Linked DNA regions of Mus musculus: region 1 is linked to region 2. Evidence: chromatin loops called from intact Hi-C (ENCODE). Cell type or tissue: left cerebral cortex. All regions are shown on one strand. Each heading gives the region's core, and the rest is flanking DNA. Links, peaks and the distances in the headings are about the cores only.

What was found. Peaks named below come from ENCODE experiments on the same cell type or tissue, not always from the same donor. Only the 100,000 strongest peaks of a DNase experiment are listed, where the experiment ranks them.
Region 1: a loop joins it to region 2, with 3 times the contacts of the local background. A loop is called at or near these places in 2 of 42 quality-filtered maps.

What each region holds. Positions count from the first base shown.
Region 1 is chr14:21,149,118-21,152,044 of GRCm38, forward strand. The region is part of intron 3 of Adk (adenosine kinase); the gene reads left to right. Among named protein-coding and RNA genes, the nearest start is that of Adk, 98 kb to the left of the region's middle. In left cerebral cortex, for the core only: no CTCF peak of the experiment used is centred there; a DNase peak (open chromatin) is centred at 1,319; H3K27ac peaks cover 604 bases.
Region 2 is chr14:21,252,499-21,255,425 of GRCm38, forward strand. The region is part of intron 6 of Adk (adenosine kinase); the gene reads left to right. Among named protein-coding and RNA genes, the nearest start is that of Gm52152, 160 kb to the right of the region's middle. In left cerebral cortex, for the core only: a CTCF peak has its summit at 1,634 (motif pointing right); DNase peaks (open chromatin) are centred at 1,009 and 2,013.

The DNA of each region.
Region 1 (2,927 bases), core at 326-2,825, 100 kb before region 2:
TAGGAGAACCAGGTGGGCACTATGTCTTATTAACTAAGTTATGTATGTAAATGACAAATGAATTACTGACTCAGTGGAAAACAAAACTATAAAAGTAAATTCATGTGTTATATGAATCTATTTTTTATAAAATTTAAATAAAAACAGTTTGCATTTAAAATTTATCTGATTTAGAAATACATTATGTCAGACATTGATATTTTCTGGATGACTGCCTCCCCTCCTATTTTTTTTTTCTTTCTTAGATTTTATTTTTTAATTTAAACATTAGTGTGTGTGTCTCTTTGTGTGGTTATGTGTCCAGTGTGTCCTAGAGCCAGAAGAGTGTTTCAATCTTCTGGAGCTAGGCTCGGGAGGGGATGAGCTGCCTATGTCTTCTCCAAAAGAAGCAGGCACAGTGTACCCATGGTGGGGCATAAAGAATTCTCATTTGGAGATGGGGAAGATGAAGTACATGATGTCATAATATACCTGAAAATCCATGTCTTCCTGTAACCATCTGGAAAATCACCTCGTTCTTTCTTAGCATAATATTTTGCATGCGTTTAGGATTCATAGACCCAAGAGACGGGAAGTGTAACTAGAGTAATCTTGACTACAAATGGAATTCAGTGATGTTTCCAAACTGGACTCATGTAAGAACAGGAGCTTGGCTGGGCCTTAATGGTCCTAAACCCAAGGACTCAGGTGGCCAGAAGTTGTTTCTCAGCTTCCCCATGTCGGTTGCAAATTAACATCATTCCTCAGTTCCTGCCATGCTCAGGTGTCACCTGCTGTAATGCCCTGCTCAGGTGTCACCTGCTGGAATGCCCTGCTCAGGTGTCACCTGCTGTAATGGGCTCATGCTAGCTTGCTTTCTTCTCACTTGAAACACTATCAGTACTTCCGATAGTCAGTGTTAGATGCTACATTTATATTCAAGATAGGCATCTAGAAAAAAATAACCCTTTTATAAGACTAAGTATTTCCCTATTCTTCTGAAGGGTAACTTCAAGTGACGCACCTATAACTGGGTTTCACTTGTGTAATGGCCAAAACCTTTTCAAGTTTACACTTTGGATGGCTTTGTAAATTTGGCATTTTTTTGACAAGGTTACGTATGGCATTAGCAATTTGCCTAAAGAATGAAAAGAAAACGCCAACTGTTTTGTTTGTTTTTATGACTTGTGAAGATTTTGCATTTTAGTTTTCTGAGTTCTTTTCCTAAAGGCCCGGGTGTTTGGTTTTTTCTTGTTGTTGCTGATCACCTCAGGAGCTTCCTGGGTTTGGGGAGAGTGACCCTTCACGATCTCTTTTAGACTAAAGAGATCGAGTTTTCTAATGTTGTGTGGAAGGTTATATTTAGCTGTTGGTATTTCAAGTTGGAACACTTCATTCGGCTGTACCTTTAGTCAATGAGTCATCTGGAGAAAATGGGCTGCTCTTGCTTTTAGGAAGAGTCTGTAGCAAATAATAATAATAAGTTAAGCTCTGTGGGAGATTTTATGCCAAATAACAAGCTTAAAATGGAAAATGTTTTGTAACATTTTATTGCCCATATGCAAAATATATACTAAAGGATATAGAAGCATTTGGCTCATTATTGTCTTCAGCTGATTAAAAAAAAAAAGTAGCCCTGATGTCAGGCATTTTCTACAAAGCATTGTGTGGACTGTTTTTTTAGTTGTAGACAAGTCGAAAGCCAGCATAAGCTCTATGGAATTATTTTATTTATACAGTAAACAGCAGTGGCTAAAGCTTCATGGTAGTTGTCCATATTGTGGTTATTGAAATGTTTTCAAATAACATTTGTTAAAAAAATGCCTATATCACTTCATTTTTATTTTAGGAGCTTTCTATTAGTCAAGATTCTTTAAGGTGTAGGGAGCAAGGGATGTGGGAGATGTGGGGTCTAATTTTATATACCTTTGTATCGCATATGTCACACTGATTGCATATTTCATCTTTCCCATCTGGAACAAAGCAACATATGTAATACTGGAGATTTAGAAATCTTAAGGTCCTGCAATCCCAATTTTTAAATCTGAACTACCTTTTCTGCTTTTATATTCTTAGCTCAGTGAGCAGGTTGGATTTTTAGAGTTCTAAGTTAGATAATGAGATTCAGATAAAGATGACTGAGATCGGCAAATACTAATAAAAGGAATATTATTTACAATGTTATTAAATTGACTACAGTTTTGTAAAACCAGTGTCAACCTAAGAGGTCAGCGAGATTTCTCAGCAGAGAGAGGCAGGTGAAGGTGATTTCTAAGCAAACCCGATGACCAGGTTTAATCCCTAGAACCCATGAAATCGTACAAGGAGAAAAACATCTCCACAAAGTTTTCATCTGGCCTCAATGTGTAGGCTAGGAATGAACACCACACATCATTTACAAACACCAAGAATCAACTGAAAAATAATTAAAAACAAATATATTAGTGGTTGATGATCATAGAGTTAATAACCCAAATATTTTAATACTTTTCTCTATACCAAGCCATAATTTAAGGACTAACCACAGTATAAACGAAATATAAACATATATTGATACTATAGTAGATTTATTTCAGAATGAAAGAATTGTTCTAATTAGGTTATCTGCTAATATAACTTGTTTGGTTGGTTTGGTTTGGTTTTTTGAGATAGGGTTTCTCTGTGTAGCCTTGGCTGTCTTGGAACTAGCTCTGTAGACCAGGCTGGCCTCGAACCCTGCTCTGTCTGCCTGTTCCCAAGTGCTGGGACTAAAAGAGTGGGCCACAACTTGACTTCTGCTGATATAATTTATTGTGCTTTCTTTACATGTCTCCTAAGGGTGTCTGTTTGCTCAGGAAGTCCAGATTAGGTGAGCCTGTGGGCTTCTCTGCTGCTTTCAACAGCAGAGCTTATCCAGTGAAACCTAACTTTTTAAAAGCTGTTATTCCAATGTGGACTCCTGTCATTTC
Region 2 (2,927 bases), core at 218-2,717:
AGGTCCTGAGGCGATTAGTGACAAAGCAAGCAATAACAAGAAGGCAGAATTACAGATCTAAAAGAGAAAAAAGTGGTTGGTGTTATAATTACCCAAAGAAATCTGCACTCATTAAATTGGCTGTTTTTATGATTGACTTTAATTGGAGGTTAGCTCGGATATTTAGCTCCTTTCCCACCCCTTTAAACACACACAGGCACATAATCTGTAGAACTGCAGACTTGTTTTTCTAAGCATTGAGAGGAGCTTGCCCTGTAATTTGATCCCCACTGACAGATGCATTTTCTATGCTGCCATTTTGAATTAACCTATTGTAGAACAATTTTCTTCAGCCCTGTTGAATAAAACATCCAGTCTGATTACCTCCGACGGATCCGATAGAGTAAAAGAATGTACCTCGCACTGAAGTAGATTGTTTGCGTGGACTCTGCTGATTTTGAACTCTGCCAATAAGCACAATCATTTGTAATAAATTTTCAAAGAAATTTCTGGTGAAAAGGTAATGAGAGTCACCCTTTTATAATTTAATGTTTTGTACCCTGCAGCAAAATAATATTATTCTTGTAAAGCAGTGTTTTATTTCTAGCATGCTTCATGTGAGTTCAGGGAAAAAAATCTTTTATATTTAATATTTTAAGAATATAATTTTATTTTTATATACTCTAAAATGACCACCCTTCCTCCCCCACAAGCAATATTTTAATATTTAGGTTCAACATAATTCAAAGCACTTTATTTCGAGAAATAATTTTTATACATATTATGCTTAACCATAGTAATTTTTAAATTGACAAATTTCATCCTTTGTGATACTATCCTTGAAAGCCTTTATTTAAATTGTCTAGCATTTGATAGCGCACATTACTAAGAAGGCACCTAATCAGTTTGCCAGGTGTAGCAACAGAGGAAGACGACGCAGAACTTATTTACTTCTGAGAAGCCTGAAGAATAAAGTCCCAGTGCTCTGCAGGCTTCTAATCCAACCCTGGAACAGAAGAGCCAAGCACATTCTGTCTGACAATGCACACGCTGCTAATCAGACGCCAGTGCCAAGCTGTCTGCTTTGTTAAATACTCAGCTTCCTAGAGGCAGGAAGACAGCTGCTATAAGGATGATGAAATTTGGTAGTTCAATCTATTTTTGCTACCCTTGGGCTACCAAGATATTGTTAATTTAGACCACCCCAATTGGTACACTTTAGGGAGTTTTTTAAAGAGTTTGTAATTAAAATGATAAAACATCATTATTACATTGAAGACCTTCTGTAAGTTTTACATTTGGCAGATACCTACTGAGATAACCCCAGCATGTAATTTACAATGATGTAATGGCTGTAATTGCATTGTGGGAAAAAGAGGAGAGAAGAGAGGAGAGGAGAGGAGAGGAGAGGAGAGGAGAGGAGAGGAGAGGAGAGGAGAGGAGAGGAGAGGAGAGGGGGGAAGAGAGATCACTAGCTAGGCATAGGAGGTGAGTGCTAACATTAGAAGAGTTCTGAGATTTGCTTCTATTTCATTTAAATCTACTTTATCCCCAAATTGCCTCCCAATATTTGAATGTAGTGGCTGTAAACCTTGCAGCATGGTTTGTTGTTTTTGTTTTTTAAATAGATACGAACCTAGATACTACCACCAGGGGGAGAAGCTAAAAACCTGAAAGTCCTCAGCTGATTATGATACTGGCTGATTATGATAGAGGATTATACCTCTTAGAGGCACATAATTAATCACATCACCCAAATGATTCTGCCTTTGGGACATGACTCTGAGATTTTCTGTGAAGCACATAAACTTAACACACTACTAAATGTAAATAAAACGACAACTGTGTGCACTGGTCATGTATGGAAAGGGTGCGGGCGGTAGTGCAAGCCGGCAGCATGAATGCTGTGCCTTGTATCTGTCAGTCTAGTTGAGGAACTGTCCTTCAGACACTGAGTACACAAGATGTGTGAAAATGAGCTGCTGCTATTGGGACTCATCTGTTAGGAACTAATGTCCACAAAATCACTGGAGCCGAGTTGAGTAGTGTCTAAGGTGGTTGTCTATTTTTTGTCACCATAGTATGGTTTCATTTTTAGTATTCCCTCTAAAAAACAAAAAAAATAATCTAATCCCTGATTTTTTTTTAAAGCAAAGTTTGTGGTTTTTGCCCTGGAAAAAGTAGTTGCAAAAACCTAGTTGCTGGTGTTGGGATCCAACTCTACTGCTGCTCAACAATGTCGAAATTGTTGTCCTGCTGCGGGGAATGGAAGATCACTGAAGAGCAGCGGCTAACTCCGGGTTTTCTGTGCCTGTCCTTGCACCTGAGACTACACACTTATTTTTATAAACCCTAAATGCTAATTAGCTTTTTAAACAGTAATTTTCCTCTGTCTACCACATAAGGAATATCTATCTTAGAATTTTAAGTTTTACTCAGCAGAGAGTCTTTTTGTATTTTGTTTGTTTGTTTTTTGAGCATGTATAGCAGAACTTTATTTTCTTTTACTTTTTTTTTAATTTATAAATCCCATTTATTTCTCACACAATAGTAAGGGATACACATTTTCATTAGCCTAAACTAAAAAGAAATTTCTACTCTTTAGTAAATGACGGACCCCCATTTACCTTTATATGATTGAAAGTCAGAACTGTGATGAACTACAACACAGTACCATGTGGTCTTATTGGTTTGGTAAATAAACTACTCTAATTTAAATCTTAAAAGAAAAACAATGCTTATCCATTTCATTGTTTGCTTTGCTTTTCTTTCTTTTTTTAATTAGATATTTTCTTTATATACATTTCAAATGCTATCCCGAAGGTTCCCTATACCCTCCCCCTGCCCTGCTTCCCTAACCCCAATCCCACTTGTTGACCCTGGCATTCCCCTGTACTGGGGCATATAAAGTTTGCAATACCCAGTGGGAAGAGAGGCCCCTTGGTATT